Regions from separate parts of the Mus musculus genome. Here region 1 is linked to region 2. Evidence: chromatin loops called from intact Hi-C (ENCODE). Cell type or tissue: left cerebral cortex. All regions are shown on one strand. Each heading gives the region's core, and the rest is flanking DNA. Links, peaks and the distances in the headings are about the cores only.

Region 1 (6,408 bases), core at 456-5,455, 61 kb before region 2:
TGAAGAGGAAGGGCAGTCACAGGAACAGACAAGGAAAGAGAGGAAAGGAAGGGGAGAGATGTGAATCTACTGACCCTGAGAACTGACAAGAAGAACAGACTCCTGATGGGCAATGGACAGGGGACCCAGTTACTAGCTGGGCAGACTCAGGGAGCTATGGTATCAGGGTCACAGAAGGAACTCAACCACTATCTACCCACCCCAGAGCAAAGAGCAACAGTGACAGACTCTCAAAGTTGGCCATGGCAGTCAATGGTCAGTGTGACCTATGGTGAGAGGAGAAACGGGGGGGGGGGGGGGGGGGTTGCTGAAGGCCATGGCAAGAGCCCTGAGTGATGACTACCGTAATGGTGCTGACAGCTCCAGATGGGTTTAGTGCTGAAGCTGCATGGTCCAGCATGGATCAGCTCAGCCTGTCTGAGAAGCACTATAGATAGTTAGCTGATGGACTGAGAAGAGGATTTCATGATTTCATGGCAAACTATCCAAGTGTACAGACAGGGGGGCTGGAATTCTCCAGAAGACTCTGCCATAGAGGTCCATCCCTACACAGACTGGTAGGTGGGATATACTTTCCTTCCTCAGTCTACTCTCTCTATGCTTTTTCCTGCACAAATGAGGCTGAAAATCAAGATATAGTCATTCACATACCATGATACAGTACCATGCTAAAACTAAGCTGCTCATCTGACCAAAGAAGATACCATGCTTGAGAGACAAAGCCAAACTCTCCAAACAGCCAGCTTTAACCGGCGGGCGTAGTAATGACTCCCTCTGCCTTCATCCTTATACTAAAGGGCAACCTGAAATGATCTGATTTAAACAAACCAGCTATTTTTCTACTGTTTTGTCTTTGTGTCTACACAAGGACAGAAACTTCCAGAACAACTTCTTCTGATCATCCCACCAAGACATTTATTTGTTCTACTACTCTGTTGAATAAAGTATAGTGCAATGAAACACATAAACAAAGCCAGTTGAAACCTACAGTGGCCCAGGCTTGTAAAGCTTGGGAGCTTGGGAATCAACTGAGGTACATAGATAGATCCTTCCTCCCTTCCTCCTTCCTTCCTTCCTCCCTCCCTCCCTTCCTCCTTCCTTCCTTCCTCCCTCCCTTCCTTCCTCCTTCCTTCCTTTCTCCCTCCCTTCCTTCCTCCTTCCTCCTTCCTTCCTTCCTCCTTCCTTCCTTTCCTTCCTCCCTCCCTCCCTCCCTCCCTTCCTCCCTTCCTTCCTTCCTTCCTTCCTTCCTTCCTCCTTCCTCCTTCCTCCTTCCTTCCTTCCTTCCTCCTTCCTTCCTTCCTTCCTCCTCCCTCCCTCCCTTCCTCCTCCCTCCCTCTCTTCCTTCCTTCCTTCCTCCCTCCCTTCCTCCTCCCTCCCTTCCTCCTTCCTTCCTTCCTTCCTTCCTTCCTCCCTCCCTCCCTCCCTCCCTCCCTCCCTCCCTCCTTCCTTCCTTCCTTCCTCCCTCTCTCCCTCCCTCCCTTCCTCCTTCCTCCTTCCTTCCTCCTTCCTTCCTTCCTCCTTCCTTCCTTCCTTCCTCCCTCCCTTCCTTCCTTCCTTCCTCCTTCCTCCTTCCTTCCTTCCTTCCTCCTTCCTTCCTTCCTTCCTCCTCCCTCCCTCCCTTCCTCCTCCCTCCCTCCCTTCCTTCCTTCCTTCCTTCCTCCCTCCCTTCCTCCTCCCTCCCTTTCTCCCTCCTTCCTTCCTTCCTTCCTTCCTTCCTTCCTTCCTCCCTCCCTCCCTCCCTCCTTCCTTCCTCCTTCCTTCCTCCTTCCTTCCTTCCTTCCCTCCTTCCTTCCTTCCTTCCTTCCTCCCTTCCTTCCTCCTACCTCCTTCCTCCGTCCTCCTTCTCCTTCCTCCTTCCTTCCTCCTTCCTTCCTCCTTCCTCCCTCCCTTCTTCCTCCCTCCCTTCCTCCTTCCTTCCTTCCTCCCTCCCTCCCCCCTTCCTTCCTTCCTCCCTCCCTTCCTCCTTCCTTCCTTCCTTCTTCCTTCCTTCCTTCCTTCCTTCCTTCCTAAGAGATGATGATATTTCTTTGAATAACCATGTAACAGTCTTGTCCATCCTTACTATGCATTTTGCACATTGAATCACTGCTTACTCTAGACCTATCTGCCTTTAACATTGGTCTCTGAGTTTGGGAAACCTCAATCTAGAAGTGTCTTTTATGTTGTTGTAGAAGATGAGCAAGTGCCACATTCATGTCCAGTTCTCTCTGGCATGCCTGGTTCTGATCACAGCCCAGAACGCTAGGTCCCAGCTGCCTCAGATGCGGTTCACTCCCACAGTGGCTGTTCCAGTGGGTGGGGTGTGAATGTCAGAGAGGCTGCCTGCTCATCACCTTCCACCCACCCCCACAGCTGTGTGCTGAGCCTGAAGGATGTCAAACAAGGATGCTGTTCACAGAGACGAAACTATGCTGCATCAAACCTCAGGAAAAGAGATCCTTTTGTTAGAGGAATTTACACCTATCAGGAAACCTCCATCAATAATCTTATCTTTCACTGCTTTTCTGTCTTGAAGATGCCAAGACAAAATTCTCTCATTCATCATGTCTGATGGAAGACAGCAAGATTCTCATTTCAGAGAGATCCTGCTCCATATCTGCGGGTCTGGGATCTGAGCAGACAAATCCAGCCCGGTTTCTTCTTCAGACCTTTTTCTAATTGCAGTATCTCATGGTGGGTGCTACTGGGCTCTGCTTGTTAGTCTCTTGCAAATCTGTCCCTGACTACAGGAGAACTCAGCTAAGAATTCCAAAAGGGTGAGGAGATACCCAGTTCTCCTCCACTGGACTTGAGCCCTCAAAATTCACAGATCCTTTCAGAAGGTCCCTTCTTATGAATTCCTTCTCCTTTGTCCCGTTCCATCCAAGAGAAGCCAGAAACCTGTTTTTTGGTTCCCCACCCCCTGCTTGGTTTTTCTATCCTACAGTCTCTCTGCCTTCTTTTAGAAACCTCCCCCACCATCCCCTAGAAGCTAATCTCACACTGGAAGTCCCTGCATTGTATGAGAGCTAATCTTTCTCTTGTCTACCATACCCAACACAACAGACATATTAGCAAGAGCAAAGCACATAAATGCATTTGATCCCAGTTCCATATGACACAGGAGATTGTAGACTGGAAACTAGGAGGCTACTAATGTTTGTATATAGATCTATGAAGGACAGGTAGAAATGTGATCAAGCAGAGGTGTGAGGGAAATGGAAGTAGAGTGGGGAAATCCAGCCAGGCCTGGATGTCCAGGCTCTTGCTGAGTCCTCTGTACAGTTTTTCTTCCCTCCAGGGGAAAAAACCCCGGGAAGAATTAGTGTGGTACTTTTAAGTTTTATGGCTGCATTTAGGGGAAAGGAAAGTGGTTATAATTTCTATAACACACTTTGGGAAAGATGAATTATAATCTTGGTAGTCTGCTTCAGAGTAGAGTGAGCAGTAAGAGCCAGGGGGTGGCAGGAGCTGAGAGACTAACTCTGAGGCCCATGGATCAGTCAATGACACCAGAGGCAGGAAAGGCTGGTCAACCCAAGGACTTTGTCAACCCCATTCAGAAAGACAGTCTAGGGGGTTGAGGCTTCAGCTCCAGTGGTGGCTTGAGCCACCACTGTTTAGAATTATCCCAGGCCATTCTTCATGACAGCCATCTGACAGAAACACTTTGAGAACCCATTCTATACCTTAGATCATAGGGATAAAAAAATGGATTCCAGAGATGCAACTTGGTGGGTAGTATTTTTCATCTGGATCCAAGATTTCCACAACCCACAGTTGAATCCACAGACGCAGAAGGTAAAGTTACTTAGAGCTGATCCAAGACAACTCCTGCCCTTCTTGAAAGCTTTTCCCAACAGGGATAGATGGAAAACCCTGCCTCCTAACCTTCCCTAGCCTCTATATCCCTCTAGTCCTCTTCCAGGCCAGGAGCAGAGTCACCAGTTGGCAGGGAGCAGCTGGACACTTGAAAGGAAACTTTACCCCTCCTCCCATTTGAGGGTATAAAACATTAACCAGCTCTGCTGGGATGATCTGTGCAAAGGGAAGAGGTGTCTTTGTCACTGTTCTATGGCTATGAAGAGACCCCAAGACCAAGGTAACTCATATAGAAGAAAGAATTTAATTGGGAGCTTGCTTACAGTTTCTGAGGTTTATTCCATAATCATTATGGTGGGGAGCATGACAGCAGAAAGCAGGATTAGTCTGTTAGCATCATGGCAGGAAGCAAACAGGCATGGTGCTAGAGCAGTCGCTGAGAGCTTTAAATCCTAATCCTGATCCAAAAGGGGGGGGGGGGAGGATAGGAAAGAGAGGGAAAGAGAGAGAGGGAGAGAGAGGGAGAGAGGAAGAAAGAGAGAGAGGGGGAGAGAGGGGAAGAGATAGGGAGAGAAGGGCAGAGAGGAGGAGAAAGAGGGAGAAAGAGAGAGGGGAGAGAGGGAGAGAGAGAGAGAAGGGCAGAGAGGAGGAGAGAGAAAGAGAGGGAGAGAGAGGGGGAGAGAGGGGGAGAGAAGGAGAGAGGGAGAGAGGGAGAGAGGAAGAGAGAGACAGGGAGAGAGGGGGAGAAAGGGAGAGAATGGGAAAGAGGGGGAGAGAGGGGGGGAGAGGGAGAGAGGATGAGAGAGAGAGAAAGAGAAAGGGAGAGATGAGGGGGGAGAGAGAGGGGGAGAGGGGAGAGTCTGGGTCTGGTGTGGGCTTTTGAAACCACAAAGCTCACTCCCAATGACACACCTCCAACAAGTCCACATCTGCTCCAACAAGGCCACACTTCCTAATGAAAAAGAATCTACAGAACTGTCCTCGCCTACTATCTGTCCATACCCCTGCAGTGGGATGAACTGACCCAAGCCAATCTACTGTGAGAACTCAGTAGCTAGTGCCAAACACACAGCCTAGGGATAGGATGGAGGCAGGGGCATGAGATGCCATGACCATCTACTCAGACATTGGAAACTTAAGGAGGCTCTGGAGTAGTCTTCTGGCACATGGCTCTGTCAAAGACTCCAATAAACCCTCCATTTCAGTCCCACACAGAATCACTAGTCACTCATGAGTAGGGATAAGAGAGAAGGCATGCCTTTCTGGAAATGAATTCCAGTCCACAGCCAAACATGTGCCTGGTGCTATATCCCACAAATCCTTTTGGGCTTTCTAGAATACTCACGTAGGCAGATGCCCTTGTCCGTGTAAGCTGGGGAAGGAAGGTCAGTAAACTGTTTCCAACAGGGAGCGTCAAACACCAGGCTCTCCCTTCTGAGCCCTTGGACGTGCTCATGTATCCCCAGAGAAGTGCCTCCCACTCTTGTGCCAGCTGTCTGCAGCCTCCAATGAGGCATACAGCCCTGGGGTATACACTGAGAAGTTCTGGACCAAGCAGCCTCCCTCTTGCAGTTACTCTTATATTACTGGAATACATGTGAGGTCCTGGGAGGGTGTCCTTGAAACAGGCAGGCCAAATGGGGACGTGCATAGCAGCCCCTTCCCAACTGGAGCCTATGACTTTCTGCATTTAGAGACCAAAAAAGGCTTGCAGGAGCCAGGGTTGGACTCTTATCTACTGGGCTGGGCCAGTGGACATGCCTTATTTATAACTCTGCTGACAAAAGTCCCACAACATTAAAGCAACCCAATGAAGCCCAGGGCCTGCCTGCACAGTGCTGGCCCTCATCCCCACTGGTCTGGTTGCTGGGCAGAAGGAAGGGCTCTGACCTCTAACATCACAGGTAAGGATCTCATTTACTTTGTTTGTTTGTTTGGTCTTTGTTTCTTTGTTTCTTCATGCCAGTCAATTCCAGTGCACATTCAGGCCATACATAAATGCCAACTGGGCTCAGATGGCTTTGTGCTCAGCACAAAGGGAGTGTCTTAGACCCAGGCAGGCACTGGGACCTCAGGACCCCAGCTCCCCAAACAGCCACTTGGATGCTGAGAAGAGCCAGGGTGCCTCCTCACCTTGACCTCTCTTGGTGGGAAACAGAACTGAAAGCCAGAAGAGCTTTTAAAGAGAAAGCAAAGGAAGAAGAAAAATTCTAACATAAACACAAGATAGGGTCAAACAGCAAGGTACTTGAGCCCCCCTCCCCTCCCCATCCCAGTATTTCCGGAAGGCCTGGGTGGACAGGCCAATTACTGATGTGTCTGATTACTCTGGGAAAGCATGTTTATACAAGATGACTTACATGCTAGGGCTGATAGTTTGAAAGTCCAGAGCTACTGTGTACTTTAATGGGACTATGTGCAGATTTTACTATTTCTTGCAGTTAAGCTGTACTGGACTGAATGATGCTCTGGCAGATTGCATAACATTCTCAATATTGATAAAATGACACAGATGGCAATGATATAGTTTATAGAAGGATCCCTTGCCAGACTCTATGTGATGAATTTTACCATAATTAAAAAAAAAAAAAACCTCAACCCAGGTTT
Region 2 (6,408 bases), core at 687-5,686:
CAGGCAGAGTTTGGTCTACAGAGCAAGTTCCAGGACATCCAAGGCCTGTCTCAACCCCTACCCCTCAAAAGGTGGGGGGTGGGAGAGGAGTGAGGTGTATCATTAAGAGAAGTGGAATTCCTGTTCGGTCAGCCTTTGATATCTCAGGAATTGGGTTCAGCTACCAACACCCACAGGTTCTCAAGCACCCTATGCAGAATGCCTCCTTCTTATATAAAACATTTCCACAAATATTTAAAATAATCTGCAAGTGGTGTATGAACACTGTTATGCTGTGTGGTGTAATGACAGACGTCTGTATACGTTCTCTAGTGGATATAATTATTTTCTTTGGGGACTCTTGATCTGCGGTTGGTTGGCCAAAGATATACAGCAGCTTGTGGCTAGAGAGAACTAGCCAGAAAAGGAATGCCAGCAATTCCCTGGAAATGCGTCTCTTCCCCTGCCTCGCTCGCTTCTCCCAGTACACGTGCTTTCTTGATCTGCTCTGCTTGCTGAATTTACACTCGGTTATTTCAACAACTATGATTTGTGCTCTGGTGTGCCAGGATGGGCCAGGAGTTGCATGTTGCTTAGCTTCACCCTCTGCCTGACCTCATGACGTTATGTCCTAGATAGACAGACATCAAAAAAGGACAGAACCACAACTGGGTTAAGAACTATACGCAATGATACTATGTCTCTTTTTTTACCTGAAGAAGATGAGTCCCCCCCTGTCTCTCTCTGTCTCTCTCTCTCTGTGTCTCTCTGTCTGTCTATGTCTCTCTCTGTTTCTCTGTCTCTCCCTGTCTCTCCTCTCATCTTGACTTTATATAGGACAAAGGAATCTCTTATTTGTAAAAAGTGAGTGATATCGGGGCGTGGTAGTGCATGCCTTTAATCCCAGCACTTGAGAGGCAGAGTTTGAGGCCAGCCTGGTCTACAGAGTGAGTTCCAGGACAGCCAGAACTATACAGAGAAACCCTGTCTCGAAAAACCAAAAAACCAAACCAAAACAAAACAAAACAAAAAAAGTGAGTGATAGACCAGGTATGGCGGGGTACACCTTTAGTCTCAGTATGCCAGACATAGAGGCAGGCAGATCTCTGTGACTTAGAGGCCAGTCAAGTGAGTTAATAAAAGTATAGGGAGGACTGCTGTAGCTCCATGCCCACTGTGTGGGTTTGATTACCATCACTGAAAAAATGCACACAAATACACATATGTAAATATGGGATTTGAGAAGCAAGTCTTATCATACACATGATGTAAAAATGGACGTTAGAACATCTCAGAGAACCTGACCTAGGATTCTGATGCCTAGCAGTTTAGAGGGTGGTATGATTTAGAACACGGTACTAGCACAGGTGGTAGGTTCAGAGCCAGGTAGCTTTCAGTGTGTCATACTCACACATGTACCTACTGCTTGACATGATGGCTTTGTGTAGCTCCCGGATAAGTACACAAAGCCCACAGAGAGTATCCAGCCATGGGCGTGCAAATAGGACCAGGCAGGTTGGAAGCAGCGGTAAGCAGATCACTTAGATGCAGGGGTCCAGCAAGCTGATTGAGGACAGAGGAAAGTGTGAGTAGATGGAGTTTGGGGAAATGTAACTTTGGGCAATATGGGCTCTGAACCACTCATGTGGAGGAGGCTGATGGAGCCTGTGCAGACAGTGGTCCAAGCAAGGTCATCAGGCGCCCTCTAGTGGACAAACTGGGTATAGGCCGTGAACTCAAATAGCTTACAAGGCAATTTGTATGTTAATGCAGTCCTGAACCCCGGAAGTTGGGAAGCTGAGGCAGGAAGACAGTGCATTCCAGGCCAGCCTGGATGGCACAACCAGATTTCTATGCAAGATAACTAAATAGTTTAAAGTGTCAAGACAGCCTCTTTGAAATCCTTTAATCAGAGGGAGGTTTAGAATCAAGGGGAAGCAGACATATTAAGAAACTTTAGAATCACCAGGTGTATCCACTCTGTGGCCCACAGGATTTGTATGTCCCAGGACAGCCATAAATGTCATGTAACATGTTTGTAGATCACAATAACAATTGCTGTATCAGTAGTTTGCATACCTCGGGACCACAGAAATATTAAGTAACTACTAAAGTGTGTATGAGATTTTAAAAACATGAGTTAACCTTGAGATTCTGAGTTGTAAAGTATATGTTGAGAGAATGATCCATGCTTGCGGTTTAGTTGAAATTTCTTAATGTATTAGCTATTTTAGCACTAATAATATTTAATTATCACAATACCTATAATTTTAACTCAGTTTTGGAACTACTTAAGAATTTGAAGTTTGTTAATCAAAGAACTTTTAAGTAAAGCTATCAAATATGTTAAACTTTAAAGAGAAGTCTAGACAAAATTCAGTTCACTCCACTGATAAATGCGAGCAACATAACGCCATTTAAAAGGATTATTTTTCTTTAAGAATCCTATTCGGTCTCAGGTGCGATGGGACACACCTTTAATCTCAGCACTCTATAGCTGGAGACAGAGCAGATCTCTGAGTTCTAGGCCAGCCAGTTACAAGATGGGGGAGGGGCAGTAAGAAAGCTCAATTGATCCCACCACTTCAGTCTTCCAAGTAGTAGGAACTAGAGGTATCACTTATCATCATCACCATCACCATCACCATCACCATCATTTCTTTACATGTAAAAGCTATAGAAGTTAGGGCTGGAAAATGGCTCAGTCAGAAAACGCCCGTTTCTCAGCACCTCACAGGGGTGTGTAAACCGTGAAATCCCCCTGTCAGAACAAATGGGAGGTTAGAAAGGGCTTTAAAGAAGTGCGACTGCAGAGTTCACACTCATCTGACAAAGCGGATGTTGACCGATGCCCCTCCTCTCCCTCTGCACTGACTCATTGATGCTTTAGCCACATGTGGTCCTGTGGCTAGCAGTCTTCCTCACACAGGGAGTCCCACGTTGTTCTGTGACCACCCTCAAAGGCACAGCTCACAGAAACGAGGAGCATTGATTGGCCATTGGAATCAAGTGTATATCAGGCTCCAGTCGCAGCCACAGTAATTCCTTTCCACAGATGTGTAGTGCGCCCCCATGCGGCAGGGCCACGTGAGTGCTTCATGGCGATTTTGTTGGAAAGAGGCTGTCACCCTTTGTTTCTGTTTGTTTCTGCCCCAACTCAGATACAATAACCATTTTTACCAAGGGGAAGAAAAAATACAAGTCCCAGAAGCAGTTACGTCCTGAAAGAAGAACGGGCTGGAGGTGGAGAGGGTACCCGTTCTCCCTGGGTGTTTCTAAGTGTCTGCTGTGTGAGGAACATGGGCTCTTCAGTGCTGACTATAACATCTGCCAGTGAATGTGTCTTCGTGTACAGATGAAGATGCGTGATACAGAATCTGGAAGATCACAGCCAACCTTGACAGATGATTGAGCCTAAAGTCCTAGTGAGAGAAAAAAGATGATGCAATTCCTGAGGGATGAAACCTGAAGTTGGCCTCTGGGCTCTACACATATGCATGGCCTACACACACACTCTCACACAAACACATGAGCACACGTGTGCACATGCACATGCATGTGTACACACACACACGAGAGAGAGAGAGAGAGAGAGAGAGAGAGAGAGAGAGAGAGAGAGAGAGTTAGAGTTGTCAAGGGTTTTTGAGTTTGTAGTTTCAATGGATCGAATACTAACTCTAAGATCCAGGGCCACCATAACCCTGTGTCGTCCTATGTAGCAGGGCCCCATCGATGTGTGAAGAACACGATGCTTAGGAGACAGTTTTAAGTCAGATTCTGACTTGTGGTGCTGTGGATGTTCATGGCCTCCTACACGCCAGTGAACACCCTGCTGCTGAGCTCCATCCACACACTCAAGCTCCCATCCTTCTGTGGGAGAGTGACTAACTTTCTGTTTTATTTCTGGCTTGCATTGCTTTTGGCAAAGAGGAGGGACTGCAGAGTTCTGGGTGACAGACTGACATATGGGAAGTATTTGGGGAAGATATATGGGGTGAGAAGTAATACTTTTCCAAAGGAGATAATTAGACCTTCAGTAAGATAGATTCTTATTGCTACAACATTTTTCTGGTTAATACGACTTTTAAATGACACACTGTGACGGGAACAGAAGCACCCTGTCTGAAGCACAGCTGGGGAGGGGTGGCGAAGACATAGCTGCATGGCGATTGGTGATGCTGGAACTTTAAGCCACGTTAATTAGAAACTTAGGACCCAAGTGGGGTATGGCAGGAGGCATTGGAGCATTGCCCACCAAAGACTGGACCCTCCCATATTGATCATCAACCAAAAGGCTTGCCTACAAGTCAGTCTGATGGCATTTTCGAAATGGAGTCTCTGTCTCCCCAAGTGATTCTACCTCATATCAAGTTGACTAAAGCAGACAAACAAACAGACAAAACCAGCACAAGACTCCGTCTCCAAAAGGAAAGCAAATTAATTCTTTGGCAGTCTTCTAAACAACAGCCCTGGGAAGTCAATTTGCAGTTCTTCTAGTGAGTAGAATCTCTCTAAGACCCTTACCATGACTGCAGCCCAGCCACACAGCTGCAGCCTAGCTACACAGCTGCAGCCAGCTGCACAGCTGCAGCCCAACCACACAGCTGCAGCCAGCCACACAGCTGCAGCCAGCCACACAGCTGCAGCCAGCCTCATAGCCGCAGCCAGCCACACAGCTGCAGCTCAGCCACACAGCTGCTGCCAGTCACACAGCTGCAGCCCAGCCACACAGCTGCAGCCCAGCCACACAGCTGCAGCCAGCCACACAGCTGCAGCCCAGCTACACAGCTGCAGCCAGCCACACAGCTGCTGCCAGTCACACAGCTGCAGCCCAGCTACACAGCTGCAGCCAGCCACACAGCTGCAGCCAGCCACACAGCTGCAGCCCAGCCACACAGCTGCAGCCCAGCCACACAGCTGCAGCCCAGCCACACAGCTGCAGCCTAGCTACACAGCTGCAGCCCAGCCACGCAGCTACATAGTAGCTTAGTTAGCTCCAGAGTTGTAGCCAACCATTCATACTGCTGTAGCCCAGCCCCAGGGTCTACCTACTGCTGCTTCTGTTCTCCCTTTTTTTGGCTTTGTTCATTCACCTCTGAAGTGCTCCACTCTCTTCTGTGTGATTCCTATGCCCCCAGCTCCTCCAGTTTTCCCTATCCTTTATGCCTAGTCAACCAGCGCTAGGACATTTCCTGCCTGTGAGCAGACAGGCAGGCCCTGGGAGATAAAGGTACAGAGGGAGGACTTGGGTCTGCAGAGAGCAGCTGGGTCAGCTCCACATATGAGGGGTTTTTGTGTCTTAGTATATTACACCTGCACGGGTGCAGAACACATGGACAAGGAAGCTCACTCTGCAGCGTAACTCATTTCCTTCACTTGGGTTCTGGGACATAGCTGGGAAATGGAGGACAGAAGAGTTGCAGAGGTCTTTTGCTGTTGCAAGCACACATAGCCTCTCTAACAGGATATAAGAGCAGTTCTGGGAGCTACCTCAACAGGGCATCCCTATATAGTCCATGGTGCTGGACCAAGAACCTAAGTGCTCTTTGCTTTATGCCCTAGGTGTGGCCAGGAGCTAGGTGGGCCTTGGTCTGCTCACCTCACAGGGAGGTCATGGTCTGCAGGACTGTCCTTTGTCAGTGCGTAGTTAAGTGAACCCTGACAATCGGAGTTACTTTGAATATAGAAGTGATATTGCTGATGGGAGCTTAACACACTCATGTCCCTTTGTACACTGGAGGCCATGTGCATTGACTCATCCAGAGTTCACGGGACTACAAGCTTTCTCTGAGTTGGTCTTGAGAATTCCTCCCCGTGAGGGAACTTTGTTCTTGGCTCACAAGATTGTCACAGATTGGATGAGACCTCTCTGTTGCAAGGGGTATAATCGGCTTCGTTCTAAGTCTGCTGGCTGCAAACAGTAATTTAATCTAAAAAACCATATTCACAGCAGCATTCAGACCAGGGGATTTGTTGTTGTTTATTGTTCATCTTTTAGGAGACAGGATCTCTCTGCATTGCCAGGCTTGCCTCAGACTCTGGTCTCAAATGATCCCCTTGCTAAAGCCTTCTGAATGGCTGACACTGCAGACATGCCTGTACATAGAAATGGCCCTGCTTTGACCTCCCTCTTTACAATCTTTGCTTAGAGTATTGCATCCTATTTGGTACATGTAAATATCATACACCAATTAAAACATAAAAACCAAAGGGCAAGGTGAAGAGTGGGCAGAGCTTCTTTGGAGCTTTGGTAGTGGATTCAGGTTTACAGAACTTAGTCCAGGTCCTTCTCCTTACCCGGCCCCACACACCACACTGACAAGACAGAAAACCAGAATTTCATCATAATCCTGTCCCTAGACCGGCCAGTTCACACAAACTAAATGCTAGGCCCCCGTCATCTGTTATCTTGCTGGTATCAGAGGAAGA

What was found. A loop is a pair of places that touch in the nucleus more often than their neighbours do. Peaks named below come from ENCODE experiments on the same cell type or tissue, not always from the same donor. Only the 100,000 strongest peaks of a DNase experiment are listed, where the experiment ranks them.
Region 1: it touches region 2 in a loop (9-fold over the local background); 2 of 42 quality-filtered maps call a loop at or near these places.

What each region holds. Positions count from the first base shown.
Region 1 is chr1:43,195,948-43,202,355 of GRCm38, reverse strand. It overlaps a transcript of Fhl2 not described here. Among named protein-coding and RNA genes, the nearest start is that of Fhl2, 35 kb to the right of the region's middle. In left cerebral cortex, for the core only: no CTCF peak of the experiment used is centred there; DNase peaks (open chromatin) are centred at 2,318, 2,618, 2,918 and 5,172; H3K27ac peaks cover 2,083 bases.
Region 2 is chr1:43,135,076-43,141,483 of GRCm38, reverse strand. All of the region lies in intron 3 of Fhl2 (four and a half LIM domains 2), which reads left to right. Among named protein-coding and RNA genes, the nearest start is that of Fhl2, 26 kb to the left of the region's middle. In left cerebral cortex, for the core only: CTCF peaks have their summits at 1,693 (motif pointing left), 3,082 and 3,843; DNase peaks (open chromatin) are centred at 1,682, 3,292 and 3,870; H3K27ac peaks cover 2,271 bases.